Linked DNA regions of Homo sapiens: region 2 is linked to region 1. A link is an interaction called in ENCODE POLR2A ChIA-PET data of the cell type or tissue named here. Cell type or tissue: Panc1. All regions are shown on one strand. Each heading gives the region's core, and the rest is flanking DNA. Links, peaks and the distances in the headings are about the cores only. Region 1 overlaps TMEM184B (transmembrane protein 184B). Region 2 overlaps TPTEP2-CSNK1E (TPTEP2-CSNK1E readthrough).

Region 1 (10,173 bases), core at 1,331-9,330:
ACAGCTCACTGCAGCCTTGACCTCCCTAGGCCCGAGTGATCCTCCCACCTCAGTCTCCCAAGCAGCTGGGACCACAGGCATGTGCCACCATGTCCAACAAATTTTTTTTTTTTTTTGAGACAGAGCTTCACTCTGTTGCCCAGACTGGAGTGCAGTAGCATGACCTTAGCTCATTACAACTTCTGCCTCCTGGGGTCAAGCCATCCTCCCACCTCAGCCTCCCAAGTAGCTGGGACTACAGGCATGAGCCACCATGCCCAGCTAATTTTTGTATTTTTTTGGAGAGATGGGGTTTTACCATGTTACTCACGCTGGTCTCGAGCTCCTGGGCTCAAGCGATCCTCCCATCTTGGCCTCCCAAAGTGCTGGGATTACAGGCGAGAGCCACCACAACTGTCTCCCATTATTTCCCTAATTGACCAAGTGTTAAACTTCTGCCAGGAACATGACAGAGGGCCCTGATGGAAGATGCTGAAATCATCTTTCTAACAAGTCCTGAGGCCTCTGGACTCCATGCCAGGCACCGGCAGACCCAGCCTCAGCCTTTAAGGTGCTCCAAGCCATTCTTCATGCCTTCTCTATGCCACAGGCAGGAGTGACCTGGAGGCCTCTTCCCCTTGCACTGCTGAGGTGAGTGTCCAGCACTACAGGAGCCTAGAGCAAGCATCGGGCTTGGGCAGGCTGGGGAGGGGGTCAGAGAAGGCTTCCATGTGGTGGGGACATAACCAGGCTTCTGCTGTGAGTCACCCTACAGGACTCCCACTAGACTCCACCACGTGCAACCTGCGCGGGTACTTCTCTCGGAGCCTCAGTTTCTTCATTATAACATTTCAGGGGAATTACATAATTAACAAGGGACAGTTCTAGGTTATAGAAGTCCCATTAATAAATGGAGAAAGGGCCCAGCAAGGTGCCTCACGCCTGTAATCCTAGCACTTTGGGAGGCCGAGCTGGGTGGATCACGAGGTCAGGAGATCGAGACCAACCTGGCTAACATGGTGAAACCCCATCTCTACTAAAAATACAAAAAATTAGCCGGGCCTGGTGGCAGGCGCCTGTAGTCCCAGCTACTGGGGAGGCTGAGGCAGGAGAATGGCGTGAACCCGGGAGGCAGAGCTTGCAGTGAGCCGAGATCGCGCCACTGCACTCCAGCCTGGGTGACAGAGCCAGACGCAGTCTCAAAAACTAGTAAATAAATAAATAAAAATAATAATGGGAGCCGCGGTGGCTCAGGCCGGTTGCCCTGGCACTCGGGGAGGTGAGGCTACACATTCGAGGCTAACCTGATCAACACTGATTAAAAAATAATAATAATAAAACAACATTGGTTGGGTGCGGTGGCGAAGACCTGTAATCTCAGCACTTTGGGAGGCCAAGGTGGGTGGATCACTTGAGGCTAGGAGTTCGAGACCAGCCAGGGCAACATAGCGAAACCCTGTCTCTACTAAAAATACAAAAATTAGCCAGACGTAGTGGCATGTGCCTGTAATCCCCAGCTACTTGGGAGGCTGAGGCGGGAGAATCACTTGAACCTGGGAGGTGGTGGTTGCAGTGAGCTAAGATCACACCACTGCACTCCAGCCTGGGCAACAGAGCAAGACTCCATCTCAAAAATAAATAAATAAATAAATAATAAAAAACCTTAACATAAACCCTTACACATATACAAAAATTAATTCAAAATAAATCACACATTTAAATGTAAAATGTAAAACTCTAAACCTTTTAGAAGACAGGAGAAAATATTTGAAACCTAGAGATGGCCAAGTGTTCTTAGACTTGACACCAAAAGCATGATCCATAAAAGGAAAAAATCGATAAACTGCAATATAAGAAAAGTAAAAACTTATGCACTATGAATAAACAAGCCACAGAGTGGAAGAATATATTTGCAAGTCACAGATCTGGTAAATGACTAGCATTGGGAATGTATGAAGAATGCTCAAAAAGCTCCATGGGCCAGGCGCGGTGGTTCACACCTGTAATCCCAGCACTTTGGGAGGCCAAGGTGGGCGGATCACCTGAGGTCAGGAGTTCGAGATCAGCCTGGCCAACATGGTGAAACCCTGTCTCTACTAAAAATAAAAAAATTAGCCAGGTGTGGTGGCTGGCGCCTGTAATCCCAGCTACTCAGGAGGCTGAGGCAGCAGAATTGCTTGAACCAGGAAGGCAGAGGTTGCAGTGAGCCAAGATCGTGCCATTGCACTCCCGCCCTTAGGGGACAGAGCAAGACTCTTGTCTCCAAAAAAAAAAAAAAAAAGCACCATGGTAAAAAGAAAACCAAACAATCCCACTTGAAAATAGGCAAAATACATGAACAGATATCTCAGTAAAGAAGAGATACACAGCAAATAAGTACATGGCGCAGTGGCTCATGCCTGTAATCCCAAAACTTTGAGGGGCTGAGGCAGGTGGATCACTTGAAGCCAGGAATTCAAGACCAGTCTGGCCAACATGGCGAAACCCTGTCTCTACTAAAAATACAAAAATTAGCCGGGTATGGTGGTACATGTCTGTAATCCCAGCTACTCGGGAGGCTGAGGCAGAACAATCGCTTGAACCCGGGAGGTGGAGCTTGCAGTGAGCTGAGATCACACCACCGCACTCCAGCCTGGGCGACAGAGCAAGACTCTGTCTCCAAAACAAACAAACAGGCAAACACAACAAAAGTTAAACATCATTAGCCATTAAGGAAATGCAAACTGAAAAACTGAAAACACCTTCACATCCCATACCTGGGTACCAAAAAATATATATCATATACCTATAAAATAAAAAATACTGACAATATCAAATGCTGGCAAGGATGCAGAGAAACCTGATCTCCCACACATTGCTGGTGGGAAGATAAAATGGTGCAGCCACCATGGAAAACAACTTTGGCACTTTCTTTTTTTTTTTTTTTTTTGAGACAGAGCCTTGGTCTGTCGCCCAGGCTGGAGTGCACTGGCACCATCTTGGCTCACTGCAACCTCTACCTCCCGGGTTCAAGCAATTCTCTGCCTCTGTCTCCTGAGTAGCTGGGATTACAGGTGCCCGCCACCATGGCCAGCTAATTTTTTTTATTTATTTATTTTTTTGAGACGGAGTCTCACTCTGTCGCCCCAGGCTGGAGGGGCAGTAGCACGATCCTGGCTCACTGCAACCTCCACCTCCCTGGTTCAAGCTATTCTCCTGCCTCAGCCTCCTGAGTAGGTGGGATTATAGGCGCGTGTCACCATGCCCAGCTAATTTTTGTATTTTTAGTAGAGACGGGGTTTCATCATGTTGGTCAGGCTGATCTTGAACTCCTGACCTTGTGATCCGCCCGCCTCAGCCTCCCAGAGTGCTGGGATTACAGGCGTGAGCCACCGCACCCGGCCTCATGGCCGGCTAATTTTTTTTGTATTTTTAGTAGTGACGGGGTTTCACCATATTGGCCAGGCTGGTCTTGAACTCCTGACCTTGTGATCCACCCACCTCAGCCTCCCAGAGTGCTGGGATTACAGGCGTGAGCCACCATGCCTGGCCCCGGCAGTTTCTTATAAAACTAACATGCATTTACTACACAACCCAGTAATCACTGTGGACATTTATTCTACAGGAATGAAAACGTATATTCACACAAAAGCCTGTACACAAATGTTCACGGCAGCCGTATCTGTAATCATCAAAATCTGGGAAGAACCCATGTACTTCAACAGGCAAAAAGTTAAACTCTGGTATATCCAGACCATGGAATAGTACCCAGCAAGAAAAAAGAACAAATTACTGATACACACAAGTGATCTGGATGGATCTCAGGGGTGTTACATTTTGTGAAACCAGCCAATCTCAAAAGGTCACATACTGCATGATCCATTTATGTAACATGCTCAAAATGACAAAGCTATAAAGATGGAGCATGGTGTAGTAGTTGGCAGAGGACAGTGACGATGATGGGTGGGGGTGTGTAATTTTAAAGGGTACCAGGGGAGTTCCTTCCAGGTGATGAAACAGTTTGTATCTTGATAGTGGTAGTGGTTACATGAATCTACATGTGATAAAATTGAAGAGAACTACACATACACCCTACATGAAAATGCAGAAAACTGAATAAGGTCTGTACTTCAGTTAATAGTACTGTTGGGCTGGGCATGGTGGCTCACGCCTGTAATCCCAGCACTTTGGGAGTCCAAGGCGGGTGGATCATCTGAGGTCGGGAGTTTGAGAACAGCTTGACCAACATGAAGAAACCCCGTCTCTACTAAAAATACAAAAATTAGCCCAGGGGACCTTTTTTTTTTTTTGGATTTGGAGTCTCACTCTGTCACCCAGGCCGGAGTGCAGTGGTGTGATCTTCAACTCACTGTAACCTCTGCCTCCCGGGTTCAAGCAATTCTCCTGCCTCAGCCTCCCAAGTAGCTGGGATTACAGGCACCCACCACCATGCCTGCCTAATTTTTGTATTTTTAGTAGAGACAGGTTTTCACCTTATTGGCCAGGCTGGTCTCTTGGACAGGGTGGTATCAAACTCCTGACCTCGTGATCCTCCCACCTCGGCCTCCCAAAGTGCTGGGATTACAGGCGTGAGCCACCATGCCCGGCCAACAATCCTTATTGATTGCTTTTCCACAAGATAACCAATAAATCTCTGATACAAACTGAGTCCCTCCCCATCTTACTACACATTTCATAGAAAAATCTGTTGTTCTGCTGTCTAAAGCTTTTTATTATGGAACATTTCAAACATACAAAACTGGAACAAATAGTGTAATGAATTTTTCCACCTCTCCATCACTGAGCTTTAACGGTTAGCAACACTGCGCAATCTTGTTGCATCTTTCCCTGTCCCCCAGATGTAATGTTAAATACTTCGGTGTGCATCTGTACTTGATAAAGACTTTTTAAACTTTCTATTTTGAAATAATCGTAGGTTCACAGGAAATTGCAAAAATAGAATCTAGGGTCCTGTATGCCCTTCACCCAGCTTCCTCAACGGGTGACGTCTAGTCTAGCTGTAGTACAGTATCAAAGCCTGGAAGTGGACATTAATAGTTTTTTTTTTTTTTTTTTTTTGAGATAGAGTTTCGCTCTTGTTGCCCAGGCTGGAGTGCAATGGCGCGATCTCGACTCACGGCAACCTCCACCTCCAGAATTCAAGTGATTCTCCTGCCTCAGCCTCCCAAGTAGCTGGTATTACTGGCATGCACCAAAACAATATGTCTGTCACTGACTTTAAAAAGAAAAAAAAAATCCTCTCATAGCTGAACTCCTAAAAAGCTACGTAACAGAATTTTCTAGTCCATTAAAAATTTTCCAAAGCATTTTAGTGGGTTTTGGACTCGCTTGTTAAGAATTTTAAAATAAAATACCTTCCATTTCGTTTACAAAAACGTGATTGGCATCAGGGAGGATGGAAATGTACCGGCCAAATTTCAACAAATCCTTTGCATACTCAGTGGACGGGATGGAAAAATGAGTAACCCGATTTAGAAAGAAAGCCAAGGATGCGTCTGCTCCGTGTGCAGCTTCCTGTCCCAGACAGGATCTTTTGCAGGGAAAGCAGCCATTAAAACCCAGTCTCTAAACAAGCCGAACGTGAAGCCAGCCAGACCTTCCAAACTCTCTCTCACTGATCACGAAAGCGCACGTTCCAAAAAATGACCCCGTGTATGAACCCAGGAGGTTTCTGTACCGTCAACAAAGTAAAAATTTTCTTTATTACATCTTTAGCTTGGCCTTTGGTTTCTGTTTTTGGTGTAGGTTTTATTACGTACACACTGAAACAGTAAAGTAATATACGTGTATACTTATTGTAACATACACTTATAATTACACCAATATCCACATATTGGGGGTGCATGTTCAAGAGGTTTTGTTCTGGTTTCTTTTTTACTGATAGGGCTGTGTGATCCAAGGAAGTTTGGAGAGCAGTGCTATAGTGATAGGCAAAGGCCCAAGGCTTCCTAATGGCTGCTGCTATTCCCCTCTCCTCTGCAATCTCTCTGCCTCTCTGTCCTTCCCCAGACAAGGCCCCCTGGCTCAGTTCCAGGCTGCAGATCAGACAGAAAACAAATTCAAGGACCCCCACCTCCCCCACATACAGCCTACCTGCCAGTGAGTGCAGTCTCCACACCTGTCTCTCATTCACACGCCACCCAGCAGGTGGCAAAGAGGCCAGGCCACGCAGTCTGCACTTTGTCCCAGGCTCTGAGACAGGGAACTGAGTTGGAACCTCAGCATTATCACCTAAGCTGGGCCTGAGGCAGGTGACTGGACCTCTCTGACTGTGTTTCTTAGGGAGAAAAGTCCAGGTGCACTGTCCTGTAGCTAAGGCTTTTGGACTAAATGGGTTTAAGAATTTAGAATTTTTCCAAATTTTTTTTTTTTTTTTTTTAGACTAAGTCTCACTCTGTCACCCAGACTGGAGTACAGAGGAACAATCTCGGCTCACTGCAACCTCCGCCTCCCAGGTTCAAGCGATTCTCCTGCCTCAGCCTTCCTAGTAGCTGGGATTACAGGCATAAGCCACATGCCCGGCTAATTTTTGTATTTTTAGTAGAGACAGAGTTTCACCATATTGGCCAGGCTGGTCTCGAACTCCTGACCTCAAGTGATCCACCAACCTCAGCCTCCCAAAGCTCTGGGATTATAGGCATGAGCCACCGTGCCCAGCCGAATTTTTCAGATTTTAGAAAGGATTATGCTGCTAGACACAGTGACACTCCTGGAAGGGTGGGTGCAACACCCCAAAAGCAAACATATAGTACTTTCATAGGAAAACATACTGTTAGTCACCCTAAGGAAGATAGTTTTAAAGGCCATAATTAGTATCACATCAATTCAGGTCAGATTTTTGCAGCAGAAATTAGTCTGCTGCAGACTTAGAAGAACCTTTGGGATTTCTGAGCGTTCTGAATTCTAGAACAGCAGAGAAGGGGATGTGGGCCTGGACCGTCTTCCAGAACTGTAGGGAGGCTGATGAGGAAGCAGACATCCAGTGTCGTTTATTTCTATGTTTATTTTCAACTGTAATGGTATCCCTCCTCCCAACCTGAAATCCACTGAGAATGTGGCAGGAGCTGGCCGTGGGACCCAAAGTCTCACTTCTCCCAAGACTGCCCCACCTCCCTCCTCTTCCAGGAAAGACGTCTTCCGGCTGGCCCCCCATCAGAGACATCCTTTCTCAGATAAGCTACGCAGCTATGTCGTCACTGAACTTGGCCACCTGCCTTGGAGTTTATTTCGGGAGCATCCCACCATCTCACCCAGATTCTATCGTCAGAGTCATTTTAACTCATGTTTGAGGGACACCTTACTGCTGCTATCCCCTCTGCCCATGGATTTTATTATGTGCTGTGTGGTAGGCTGAAGAATAATCCCCCAAAGATGTTGACATCCTAACCCCCAGAGCCTGTGAACATGCTACCTTACATGGCAAAAGGGACTTTGCAGAAGTGACTGAATTAAGGGTCCTGAAATGAGAGATTATCCTGGATAACCTGGGTGGGCCCATGTCATCACAAGGGTCCTCGTAGGAGGAAGGCAGGAGGTAGAGAGCGAGAAGAGGGCAGCGTGACAAAGGAAGCAGAGAGAGGAAAGTGGAAGCTGCTACGCTGCTGCCCTTGCAGATGGCGAAAGGCGCCACAAGCCACAGATGGAGGTGGTCTCTAGGAGCTGGAAGAGGCAGGGAAATAATTCTCCCCCAGAGCCTCCAGAAGGAGTATGGCCCTGCCAACACCTCGATTTTAGTCCAGTGAAACACATTCTGGACCTGACCTCCAAAACTGTGAGATAATTAATGTGTGCGCATGCATTTTATTGGTTTTTCTTATTGTAAGTAATCTATAATTTGTGTTTGTTTTGTTTTTGAGAAGGAGTCTCACTCTGTGGCCCAGGCTGGAGTGCAGTGGTGCGATCTCGGCTCACTGCAACCTCTGCCTCCTGGGTTCAAGCAATTCTCCCACCTCAGCCTCCAGAGTAGCTGGGGTTACAGGCACGTGCCACCACGCCTGGCTTTTTTTTTTTTTTTTTTTTGTGAGACGGAGTCTCACTCTGTCACCCAGGCTGGAGTGCAGTGGCGTGATCTTGGCTCACTGCAACCTCCGCCTCCCAGTAACTGGGACTACAGGCGCGTGCCACCACGTCCTGCTAATTTTGTATTCTTAGTAGAGACAGGCTTTCACCATATTGGTCAGGCTGGTCTTGAACTCCTGACCTTGTGTTCCGCCCACCTTGTCCTCCCAAAGTTCTGGGATTACAGGCGTGATCCACCACACCCGGCCAAATGCCTGGCTAATTTTTTATATTTTTGTTAGAGACAGGGTTTCATCATGTTGGCCAGGCTGGTCTCGAACTCCTGACCTCAAGTGATCCACTCACCTCAGCCTCCCAAAGTGCTGGGATTACAGATGTGAGCCACCGCACCCGACCTAATTTGTGTTTTAAGTCACTAAGTTTCTGGTAATTTGTTGCAGCAGCAAGCAGCTTGCAGATGCAAAACAGAGGTTTGAAGGGCTGACGTCATTTGCCCACAATCACCTGACAAATGGTTCTTCCGACTGCCACTGCCGTGCTGTGAAATCCGCAGAACTCTGGAGCCTGACCACCTAGACCTGACCTCCAGCTTTGCCACTGGCTAGCTTTGTGTCTGTGAGCAAGTTACACAACCTCTCCTTGCCTTAGCTTCCTCATCTATAAAATGGGGAAGCAGCCATACCTGCCTCTGAGAGAGAGGGACGGAATAATGAGTGAACACAGAAAGCACTGAGAAGGTCTGGCACCATGTGATGTCAGCTGCCATTGCTCTCCCACTTCCTCCTTCGGCCAGCCTGGGATTTCATGCTCCCAACAGTCTCTGGGACCCAGGTTCTGTTGCTGGGTATTTGCTCTCTTTAAATCTTCTGAGGTCATATTTTCATTCATTAGTTTCAGATCCAAACCCTTTAGAGCTGCAGCCACGAAGTGCTCACTCAGGCGGCTGCCACCCACAGGCCAAGCTAAACTGGCAACCCGTTCACATATATATCCCTGGAATATTCATGCAGCCTGGGAGGGCTTTTGTTCTCTTATTTAATATAGATGGAGAACCTTCCATCTTACCATAACTCGCTGGTTGGGGTCAGACTCGAGCACTGTTCATCTGAACTGACCGCTCTGCTCCCACTCCAGCCGCCTGGGAATGACAACGGGAATGACAGCCGGCCCTCCTGCCTTTGGGGGTTGCCTGGGCTCTCTGAGCTTCTGGGCAGCTGCATTATTGGGGGAGGCTGATCCACATCAGAGCAGGTCAGCAACCCACAGCCTGGCCCTTCTCCAGAGGGGATTAGAGGGAAAGAGCGGCCCCTGGCCAGGCACTTCTGCCTGGTGAGCCTTTTGAAAAGGATCACATGCCCTCACAAGGGGTCAGGGGTCCACAGCTCTCCTTCCGTCTCCCCTTCAATCAACACAAACAAGCGGAGGCCACTCTAGCGGCTCCACATTTCTCCCCCTTCTCCTGGGCCAAGTTCCCAGGAATCTCTCAACCAGGAAAGCAAAATCATCCAATCATGTACATATCTGTCACTTGGGTGGGGGTGCAGAAATAAAGGGGAACAACAAAGAAATCCAAAGTCCCTCAGCGAGGGCTTACTCAATTCAGCCTTGTAATTAGGTTCTTTCCTTTAGTACATACCAGTCCTAATTTTGATGATCTCAGTTTTCTCTCAAATTGAGAACAATGGACCAACGCTCAGCCTCTTTAGCTGGATTGTTGAGCCCCTCTACATGTGACCACCTTTCCAGCCAGCTAAAATCCCACTGGGCACTGAGCGGATAGGTCCCCTGCAGATTCAGCATCCTGCACCCCAACAATGCTACCACCCCATGGGAGCAGGCTGTCTAAACCAGGATCCCTGTACCTGCTCTGTCCCTGTAATCAAGAAGCCTGGCTCCAGCCAGGACACCCTAGATTTCTCATACCAACCTGAATTTCATTCATGCAAACACATTCTGAGTCAGGTAAGCCATCAACCCACCCTGGGTGTATACCCAGCAAAGAGCGCACACGCGCCCCCAAAGACAAGAATGAATTCACCGAAGAGGCTGGACATAACCCAATGCCTGTCCACAGGAGAATGAATAAATAGTGGTATATTTGGTGAACTCCTACGCAGCAGAGAAAAAAACCAAAGGGCCACTACAGGCAACCTGGATGATCTGACAGTGCTGCGG
Region 2 (10,173 bases), core at 1,396-9,395, 81 kb after region 1:
TAATTCACCTACAGGGCCTTGGCCTGGCTAGTTATTAATTCAGCTACAGAGCTGGGCCTGGCTGGGCCTTTCGGTGGGTCCAGAGATGAAATGTACATGGGTCTTGCACGGTGGAGCTGACCTACTCAAGGAGACCCAAACCTAGGAACTGGTCATTATAAATTAGTGTGAGCAGGGCTAAGACAGAGACAGGGATGTCAGTAGACACTGACAGAGTGCAGGGATTCTTCGGGAAAGCTCTGATGCCTTGTGCAGAAAACAACAGAGAGATGTCTGAGAACACAGATGTATGTCAGACACCCTCTTAGGTTAGAGAGGCAGTGTAGCCTAGTGATGAGGGGTCTGGAGTTAAGACAGACTGGGATTGAATCCTGGCTTCCCTTGGGCAACTTACTTAACCTTTCTGTGCCTCAGTTTCAGTATCTTTTTTTTTTTTTTTTTTGAGATGGAGTCTCCCTGTGTCGCCCATGCCTGTAATCCCAGCACTTTGGGAGGCCAAGGCGGGTGGATCACCTGAGGTCAGGAGTTCGAGACCAGGCTGGCCAACGTGGTGAAACCCCATCTCTACTACAATTAAAAAATTAGCCAGGCATGGTGTCGTGTGCCTGTAATCCCAGCTACTCGGGAGGCTGAGGCAGGAGAATCGCTTGAACCCGGGAGGTGGAGGTTGCAGTGAGCCAAGATCGCACCACTGCACCCCAGCCTGGCAACAGAGGGAGACTCCATCTCAAAAACAAATTAATTAATTAAATTAAATTAAATAATATGTATCCATTTCGTAGAATGACTCTAAAGTGCCTAGAACAAGAGACAGCCACACGAGGTCCTCAATAAGTATTAGCTATCAGATTTTTGAACAGACATGTTGTGGGGCTGTGAAAGTTTCAGAAAGTGTCATTTCCCAGGCCCAAGGCAGCGACTTGCTTCTGGGTCCTGGTGCTGTTATTCCAAATGACTAACATTGTGACTATGTAATGAACCACTTCCAATTTTCTGTGAATTGGAAGATGACTGTCCTAATTCTGTTTTAGAACATCAGAGACCCCTGGATACCCAATTGTTAGGGGAGCCTGCTAACCAGACTCCTGTCCTGGAGTGGCAAGCCAGGCAGAAAGGGATGACCTTGAGGGGGGGGTCACAGACCCTTTCTACAAGATTATTTTAATGCTAATGCTCAGACACTCCCAACAGGGCTCAGAGCCCTTTTGCTCTCATCCAGTGAGAGCGTGCTGTGGGTGCACATTACAAAAAAGCCCGGTTAGAGAAACGGAGCAAGCCCCCCAGGGTCTAGAAATGGATGGCTCTGGGAAATGGGGATTTCCTATCCCACTGAGGTGTGGCCACAGGTTCCCAGCACCCAGACCCCCTCTGAAGATGGCCAGGGAGTTAAGAAGATGAGGGGCCAGGGTGGGGGTGTACAGTCAGAGACTGAGCAGGCCTTTCAAAGTGGGAGGAGGGCCTGGTAAGTAGGTAGCTGGGGAGTTATTATTCCCATTTCACAGTTGAGGAAACGGAGGCCCAAAGCACAGAGACTTCTGTTTTCTCTAAGCAAAGATTAGCCTGGTACAAGTACAGCTGATGACCCAGCCCTGACATCCTCCTCTCCCTAACTCCCCCATCCAGGCATTTGGTGTAGACACCCCTGAGGGAGTTAGGAGCCCTGGGGGCCAAACCGACTCGGTTACTGTTTCCCATGTGGATCTTGAACAAATCACCTGTCTTCTGAGCCTGTTTCCTCATCTGTACAAGGGGTTGGTTACTATGCCCCACCTTCACCCCTTCCTATTTTTCTTCTAATCCCCTCACTCTGAAGCTTGCCCAGAAACTCATCCCAAAGGGGCGAACCCATCTGGAGGCCTGGAGGTCATTGGCCCTGGCTCAGGGATCCTGTCTGCTCCCAGCCCACAAGGAGCGGATATGCGCCGACCTAGTGGTTCGTGTCCACCTGGCCCAGACTCAGAGATGTCTTCATTCTGGGGGTTTTCCCAAGAGCTCATCCCCGTCCTTCTCTCCCCAGCACTTCCCGTTCTCTGGTCCCTCAATACCTTCAGTTGGTCCAAGTCCTTTCTACAAACACACAAACATGCAGACCCTTTTTCTGCCAGACCCATGATGGCGGTGTTTGTGGGGACAGGGCCTACATAATTTAGCTCATTTAATCTTCACAACACCCTGGGGAGGTAGCTCTATGTACCCACTTTCCAGATGTGGAAACTCATGGTTAGAGAGAGCAAAGGTCTTTATCCAGATCCCAGTGTTGGCGGTGGAGGTCTTGGCCTGTTTTTTTCTGTTACATCTCCCGGTCTCCCTTCATAATCTTCCATGGAGTGTTCAGAATGGTACCCAACCATGGTCAATCTCTCAAATGTTACATTATGCAGCCATTAAAACAATGATTACACATACACAAATGACTCACCACAACGAGAAAATGCTTATGACACAATATTCAAGGGAAAAGCAGGACATAAAAGTTGCAGATACAGTATGATAAAATTATATGAAAATGGTTGTGCATGGAAAAAAGACTGAAAGGAAACACACCAAAATATCCAGAGTGATTGTGTCCTGGTACTATGGATGATTTCTTTCCTACTTTTCTACATTTGCCAAATAGTCAATCGGCATACAGTTTTACAACAAAGAAAAGGCACCAATGATAATAATGATAATAATAAAAAGAATTATAGGGCCGGGTGCGGTGGCTCACGCCTGTAATCCCAGCACTTTGGGAGGCCGAGGAGGGCGGATCACCTGAGGTCAGAGTTTGGAGACCAGCCGAAACCCTGTCTCTACTAAAAACACACAAAAATTAGCCGGGCGTGGTGGTGCATGCCTGTAATCCCAGCTACTAGGGAGGCCGAGGCAGGAGAATTTCTTGAACCCGGGAGGCAGAGGTTGCAGTGAGCCGAGATCGTGCCAGCAACAGAGTGAGCCTCCGTCTCAAAAAAACAAAACAAACAAATAAATAATAAGAAGAATGATAACAATACATTTGCGGTTGAAATATTTGGAAACCTGCTGCTTCCTCTTCAACTTCCTCTCCTTCAATTCCCTCCAAAGTCTACGTTTTCAGGACAACGTGACTATAACCCAGAGACAAGGGAGGATTTGGGGGGAGCAGGCAGTATCTCCACAGACCCACGCCCACCTCCTCCTCCTCTCCTTTGACCCGGTTCTCCTCTCCGTCGAGTGAGGACCCCCACCCCGGGCCCTCCTCCTCCCAGCACCTACCCCCAGCTGCTGCTGGCGCTCACCTGAAGCTTGCTGGCCGGCCTTCGAGATGCGAAGTGCGCACACCTGTGCCTGCAGGTGAGGACTCCGCTGGGGAGCGCTCCGGGAGGAGGGAGCCGGCCGGGGGCGGGGCCGCGACGTCACCGGCCCAGCCCCGCGCCGCTTCCCGGCCCCGCCCCGCCCCGCCCCGCCCCGGTTTCCCGGCCCCGGGGGTTTCGTGGTTCTCATGCTTGCGGGGTGAGGCGCTGGGACACTTCTCCCGGCACGCACGCCCCACATGGCCTGGGCCCCGGGCGTCAGCCGCGCCCGCCTTGGAGGCGCGGTCCTCCAAGTGCGGCCCTCCAAGTGCGGTCCTCGGGGGTGGGCGGACTGAAAGGGGAGGTCCCACTCTCCCAGATGAGCATCTTTCTGATCTCCCAGATCGGAAAGAGCTGGGATCCCCCACCCCACCTCCACCCCTGGGTTACTTAGAACTCTTGGGGCCTCGGACTTCAGGTTCAGATCACCTGGAGTAAGGGATGACCTCCGAGGGATGAGGAGCCTCCGAAAGGCCTGTTTCCTTCTCCTCGCAGCCCACTCTACTTCTCTCCGGCCCGCTCCAACACCTAAGAGAGAGATAGGGACATGGAGATCGGGGTGTTTGGGTCAAGTTATCTTTGGATCTGACACCTGCGCTCCGGAAACTTTCCATCTTCTTTGTATTATCTGAGACTGCTTGTATTTGGCAAATTTTTTTCTTGAAAATATCAGCCTGCTGGTGGTGGCAGAGATAAGGGTCTCCGCTCTGTCGGACAGGTTCCAGCTGCCCAAGAGTCGTAAATTAGCGTTTGCCTTAGGGCAGCAATTCCATTTCTGGAAATCTCTTCCAAGGAAGTCATGCAGAATACCTGTTCATTGTGGAGATCTTTTTATTTACTTTTTTTTTGAAGCAGGGAGGGTGTTGCTCTGTTGCCCAGGCTGGAGTGCAGTGGTGTGATCACGGCTCACTGCAGCCTCGAACTCCTGGGCTCAAGCCATCTGCCCACCTCAGTCTCCTGAGTAGCTGGGACTACAGGCGAGCACCACACCTTTCTAATTTTTCCATCTTTTGTAGAGATGGGGTCTCTGGCCAGGCGTGGTGGCTCATGCCTGTAATTCCAGCACTCTGGGAGGCAGAGGTGGGTGGATCACTTGAGGTCAGGAGTTCAAGACCAGCCTGACCAACATGGTGAAACCTCGTGTGTTCTAAAAATACAAAAATTAGCTGGGTGTGGTGGTGCATGCCTGTAGTCCCAGCTACTTGGGAGACTGAGGCAGGAGGATAGCTTGAACCTGGGAGGGGGAGGTGGCAGTGAGCAGAGAACGCACCACAGCACTCCGGCCTGGCAACAGAGTGAGATCCTGTCTCAAAAAAAAAAAAAAGGTGGGGTCTCACTATGTTTCCCAGGCTAGTCTTGAACTCCTGGGCTCAAGTGATGAACCTACCTCAGCCTCCCAAAGTGCTAGAGTTAGAGGCGTGAGCCACTGCACCCAGGCATTGTGGAGTTCTTTATAATGGGGAGGGTTGGGGCTGGTCTAAGTGTCCAGAGAAGGGGGTTCTTTAACAGAGCAAACACACGATAGAATATTATGCAAGCATTAAGTTATGTTTACAAACAGCTTATAATAATATGAGGAAATATGTTATAATATGAAGAGAATAAAAGCAGGATGTCAATGTGTGGTGACAGCAGGGTCACAGCTATACTTAAAAGCAAAACAATTTATGCACAAGGAAGAGTCTGGAAGGAAAATGTTCACTACGATTATTTCTGGGTGGTGGCACTATGAGGCTTCTTTATTATCCTTCTGTTTTCCTGCTTTTTCAACATCTAATAAGCTTATATCACTTTTATAAAGTTTCTTCATTTCTTTTTTTTTAATTAAAAAAAATTTTTTTTTGATACGGAGTCTTGCTCTGTTGCCCAGGCTGGAGTGCAATGGTGCAATTTCGGCTCACTGCAACCTCTGCCTCCCAGGTTCAAGCGATTCTCCTGCCTCAGCCTCCCGAGTAGCTGGGACTATAGGTGCCCGCCACCACACCCAGCTAGTTTTTTGTATTTTTGGTAGAGACAGGTTTTCACCATGTTAGCCAGGATGGTCTCGATCTCCTGACCTCGTGATCCACCTGCCTTGGCCTCCCAAAGTGCTGGGATTACAGGCGTGAGCCATCACATACGACCTAATTTTTGTATTTTTAGTCAAGGCGGGGTTTCACCACATTGGCCAGGCTGGTCTCGAACTCCTGAACTCAGATGATCCGCCTGCCTTGGCCTCTCAAAGTGCAGGGATTACAGACGTGAGCCGCTACGCCCAGCTAAGTTTCTTCATTCCTTAAAAAGTTCCCAGTTTCAGGGCACGGTGGCTCACACCTGTAATCCCAGCACTTTGGGACGCCAAGGCAGGTGGATCACTTGAGGTCAGGACTTTGAGACCAGCCTGGCCAACATGGTGAAACCCCATCTCTACTAAAAATACAAAAATTAGCCAGGCAGGGCGGCACACATCTGTAATCCCAGCTACTCAGGAGGCTGAGGCAGGAGAATTGCTTGAACCCATGAGGCGGAGGTTGCAGTGAGCTGATATCACACCATTGCATTCTAGCCTGAGTGACAACAGCAAAACTCCATCTAAAAAATAAAAATAAATAAAAACGTAAAAATAAAAACACAAAAATTAGCCAAGCATGATGCCGGGCACCTGTAATCCCAGCTACTCAGGAAACTGGGGCAGGAGAATGGCTTGAGCCCAGGAGGCGGAGGCTGCAGTGAGCTGAGATCACGCCACTGCACTTCAGCCTGGGTGACAGAGCAAGACTCAAGAAAAAAAAAAAGTTCCCATTAGTTGAGCACCTACTATAATCTAGGATAAGCCTCTTTCATGTAATCCTTGCCATAGTCCTGGGGTAGGAATTCTTATTTGTTCATGTTACAGATGAGGAAAGGAGGGTCTGAGAGGTTGATTCCCAAAGTCACATGTGTAGAAAGGGCCAGAGGCCTTTCTGTTCTAAGCCCAACAGGGCCTCTTAGGCAAACTCCTGGTTAGCCACCAGGCTAAAAGGCTACCAGCCCCCACTGGGCTAAAGGGAGTCAAGGAGCAGAGTTTGTTTACCCTTGGGCAACAGCTTCAAAAAAAGGCAGTGTGGAAGGAAACCACAGAGTGTGAGGGGCAGGAGTCTCACCCTGCCTTCTTCCTGAGGGGGAGCCCCTTCCTCCCACCCAGGGGGCTTTGAGGCTGGCAGTGCCAACCCAGAAAGGACCCAGGGAGGACAGAGCTTCCCAGAGTTCAAGCTGCAAGACTGAGAGGTCAGCTATCAGGCCCATCCACCAATAATGTAATATATATATTATACATAATATATATATTACATATAAATATATAATATATAAAAGTATATATAATTTATACATTGTATAAAATATATAATTTATATATTGTATAAATTATATATTTTATACAATGTATAAAGTATATATTTTATACAATATATAAAATATATAATTTATACAATATATAAAATATATAATTTATACAATATATAAAATATATAATTTATACAATATATAAAATATATAATTTATACAATATATAAAATATATAATTTATACAATATATAAAATATATAATTTATACAATATATAAAATATATAATTTATACAATATATAAAATATATAATTTATACAATATATAAAATATATAATTTATACAATATATAAAATATATATTTTATACAATATGTAAAATATATAATTTATACAATATATAAAATATATATTTTATACAATATATAAAATATATATTTTATATATAGCCGGGCACAATGGCTCAAGCCTGTAATTCCAGCACTTTGGGAAGCCAAGACGGGCAGATCACCTGAGGTTCTGGAGTTTGAGATCAATCTGGCCAACATGGTGAAACCCTGTCTCTACGAAAAATACAAAAATTAGATGGACATGGTGGCAGGAGCCTGTAATCCCAGCTACTCAGGAGGCTGAGGCAGGAGAATCACTTGAAACAGGGAGGCAGAGGTTGCAGTGAGCCGAGATTGCGCTACTGCACTCCGGCATGGGCAACAAGAGCAAAAGTCCATCTCAAAAGAAGAAAAGAAAATGTCAGTAGCTTTTAGTATATTCACAAGGTTTTGCAACCACTAATACTATCTAATTCCCCAATTTTTTTTTTTTTTGAGATGGAGTCTCACTCTGTCACCTAGGCTGGAGTGCTGTGGCATGATCTCAGCTCACTGCAACCTCCACCTCCCAGGTTCAAGCGATTCTCCTGCCTCAGCCTCCTGGGTAGCTGGGACAGGCACCTGCCACCATGCCTGGCTAATTTTTGTAGTTCCGGTAGAGATGGGGCTTCACCACGTAGGCCAGGCTGGTCTTGAACTCCTGACCTCAAGCAATCTGTCCACTTCGGCCTCCCAAAGCAGTGGGACTACAGGCGTGAGGCACCATGCCCAGCCTAATTCCCCAATATTTTTATTGACCTAAAAAAAACCCCCAGCTGGGCGCGGTGGCTCACGCCTGTAATCCCAGCACTTTGGGAGGCTGAGGCAGGCGGATCACGAGATCAGGAGATCGAGACCATCCTGGCTAACACGGTGAAACCCCGTCTCTACTAAAAACACAAAAAATTAGCCAGGGGTAGTGGCGGGCACCTGTAGTCCCAGCTACTCGGGAGGCTGAGGCAGGAGAATGGTGTGAACCCGGGAGGCACAGCCTGCAGTGAGCCGAGATCGCGCCACTGCACTCCAGCCTGGGCCACAGAGCAAGACTCTGCCTCAAAAAAAAAAAAGAAAAAAAAAAAAGAAACCCCATCTCCACTCGCAGTCGTTCCCCACTTCAGCCCTCCCCCCAGCCTCTGGGGACCGCTAATGGACTTTTGTCTCTGGATTTGCCTCTTTTGGACAGCTCATGTAAATGGAGACAGCGTCTGGCTTCTTTCACTCAGTGTCGTGTTTTCAAGGTTCATCCATGTTGTAATGTGTGTCAGGTCCTCCTTCCTTTTCGTCACCGAGTAAGATTCTAGACTGAGCCCCACAGTCTGGATTTAGTCGACTGCATCCTTGTTGGGGTTTTTTTTTTGTTTTGTTTTGTTTTTCTGAGATGGAGTCTCTGTCATCCAGGCTGGAGTGCAGTGGTGTGATCTCAGCTCACTGCAAACTCTGCCTCCTGGGTTCAAGCGATTCTTCTGCCTGAGCCTCCCAAGTAGCTGGGACAGGCACCTGCCATCACGCCTGGCTAATTTTTGTAGCTTTACTAGAGACAGGGTTTCACCACGTTGGCCAGGTTGGTCTTGAACTCCTGACCTCAAGTGATCTGCCCACCTTGGCTTCCCAAAGTGCTAGGATTACAGGCCACCGCGTCCAGCCCTCGTGGGTATTTTGTTTGTTTGTTTGTTTTTTTACGGAGTCTTGCTCTGTCGCCTAGGCTGGAGTGCAGTGGTGTAATCTCGGCTCACTGCAAACTCTGCCTCCTGGGTTCAAGAGATTCTCCTGCCTCACCCTCCCAAGTAGCTAGTATTACAGGCATTCACCACCATCCCTAGCTAATTTTTGCATTTTTAATAGAGACAGGGTTTCACCAGGTTGGCCAGGCTGGTCTTGAATTCCTGACCTCAGATGACCTGCCCCCCTCAGCTTCCCAAAGTGCTAGGATGACAGGCGTGAGCCACCGCACCCAGCCCTCGGGTTTTTTTTTTTTTTTAAATGTGCTCCACTACCCCCATATTTCCCTAAGCTGGTAATCAAGTGTAGACCCTAGAGGCTGGTAGCTTGATTTGATTTGAATTCAACAATGATTTTATCAAGAATATTTTGGCCAGGTGTGGTGGCTCACGCCTGTAATCCCAGCACTTTGGGAGGCCAAGGCCGGTGGATCACGAGGTCAGGAGTTCCAGATCAGCCTGGCCAACATGGTGAAACCCTGTCTCTAGTAAAAATACAAAAATTAGCAGGGCATGGTGGTGGGTGCCTGTTATCCCAGCTGCTTGGGAGGCTGAGACAGAAGAATCACTTGATCCCGGGAGAGGGAGGTTGCAGTGAGCAGAGATTGCACCACTGCACTCCAGCCTGGGCAACAGAGCAAGACTCCTTCTCAAAAGGAGTCTTTTTTTTTTTTTTGAGACAGAGTCTGGCTCTGTCGCCCAGGCTGGAGTGCAGTGGCGCTATCTCAGCTCACTGCAAGCTCTGCCTCCTGGGTTCACACCATTCTCCTGCCTCAGCCTCCCGAGTAGCTGGGACTACAGGTGCCCGCCACCACACCCGACTAATTTTTGTGTATTTTTAGTAGAGACAGGGTTTCACCGTGTTAGCCAGGATGGTCTCAATCTCCTGACCTCGTGATCCACGTGCCTCGGCCTCCCAAAGTGCTGAGATTACAGGCGTGAGCCACAGCGCCCGGCCAAAAAAAGAATATTTCATAGATGACATTGTGTCCTTCCTGGTGCACCAGAGAAGGAGGCCCATAGGGTCGGGCCGCCCTACCTTTTAGTGACCTTAAGGTTAATCAGTGGCTTTAGGTGTTGTTAGCCTCATCCTTCTGCTGCAAAGTTTCCCATCAATCTTTTACCCAGTGGATTTAGCATCCATTGGTGATCATTGACCAGGCATGCAATTTCACCCTTCAGTTTGTAGATTAAAAAACTGGCCCAGACAGGCGTAGTGACTCATGCCTGTAAGCCCAGCACTTTGGGAGGCCAAGGCAGGTGGATCACCAGAGGTCAGGAGTTCGAGACCAGCCTGTCCAACATGGTGAGACCCCGTCTCTACTAAATAATACAAAAATTAGCTGGGCGTGGTGGTGGGTGCCTGTAATCCCAGCTACTCGGGAGGCTGAGGCAGGAGAATCACTTAAACCCAGAAGGCAGAGGTTGAGTGAGCAGAGATCTTGCCATTGCACTCCAGCCTGGGCAACAGA

What was found. Peaks named below come from ENCODE experiments on the same cell type or tissue, not always from the same donor. Only the 100,000 strongest peaks of a DNase experiment are listed, where the experiment ranks them.
Region 2: POLR2A ChIA-PET joins it to region 1 with 13 read pairs; 8 of 35 experiments call an interaction of 5 or more read pairs at or near these places.

Annotation. Positions count from the first base shown.
Region 1 is chr22:38,251,962-38,262,134 of GRCh38, forward strand. All of the region lies in intron 1 of TMEM184B (transmembrane protein 184B), which reads right to left. Among named protein-coding and RNA genes, the nearest start is that of TMEM184B, 16 kb to the right of the region's middle. RefSeq lists enhancers at 8,229-8,578, 8,809-8,978. In Panc1, for the core only: no CTCF peak of the experiment used is centred there; no DNase peak of the experiment used is centred there; H3K27ac peaks cover 195 bases.
Region 2 is chr22:38,332,868-38,343,040 of GRCh38, forward strand. It overlaps TPTEP2-CSNK1E (TPTEP2-CSNK1E readthrough), which reads right to left. Exons shown (of 15, transcript NM_001289912.2): 5 at 3,741-3,839. Among named protein-coding and RNA genes, the nearest start is that of CSNK1E, 21 kb to the left of the region's middle. RefSeq lists a silencer at 8,688-8,872. In Panc1, for the core only: no CTCF peak of the experiment used is centred there; no DNase peak of the experiment used is centred there; H3K4me3 peaks cover 976 bases.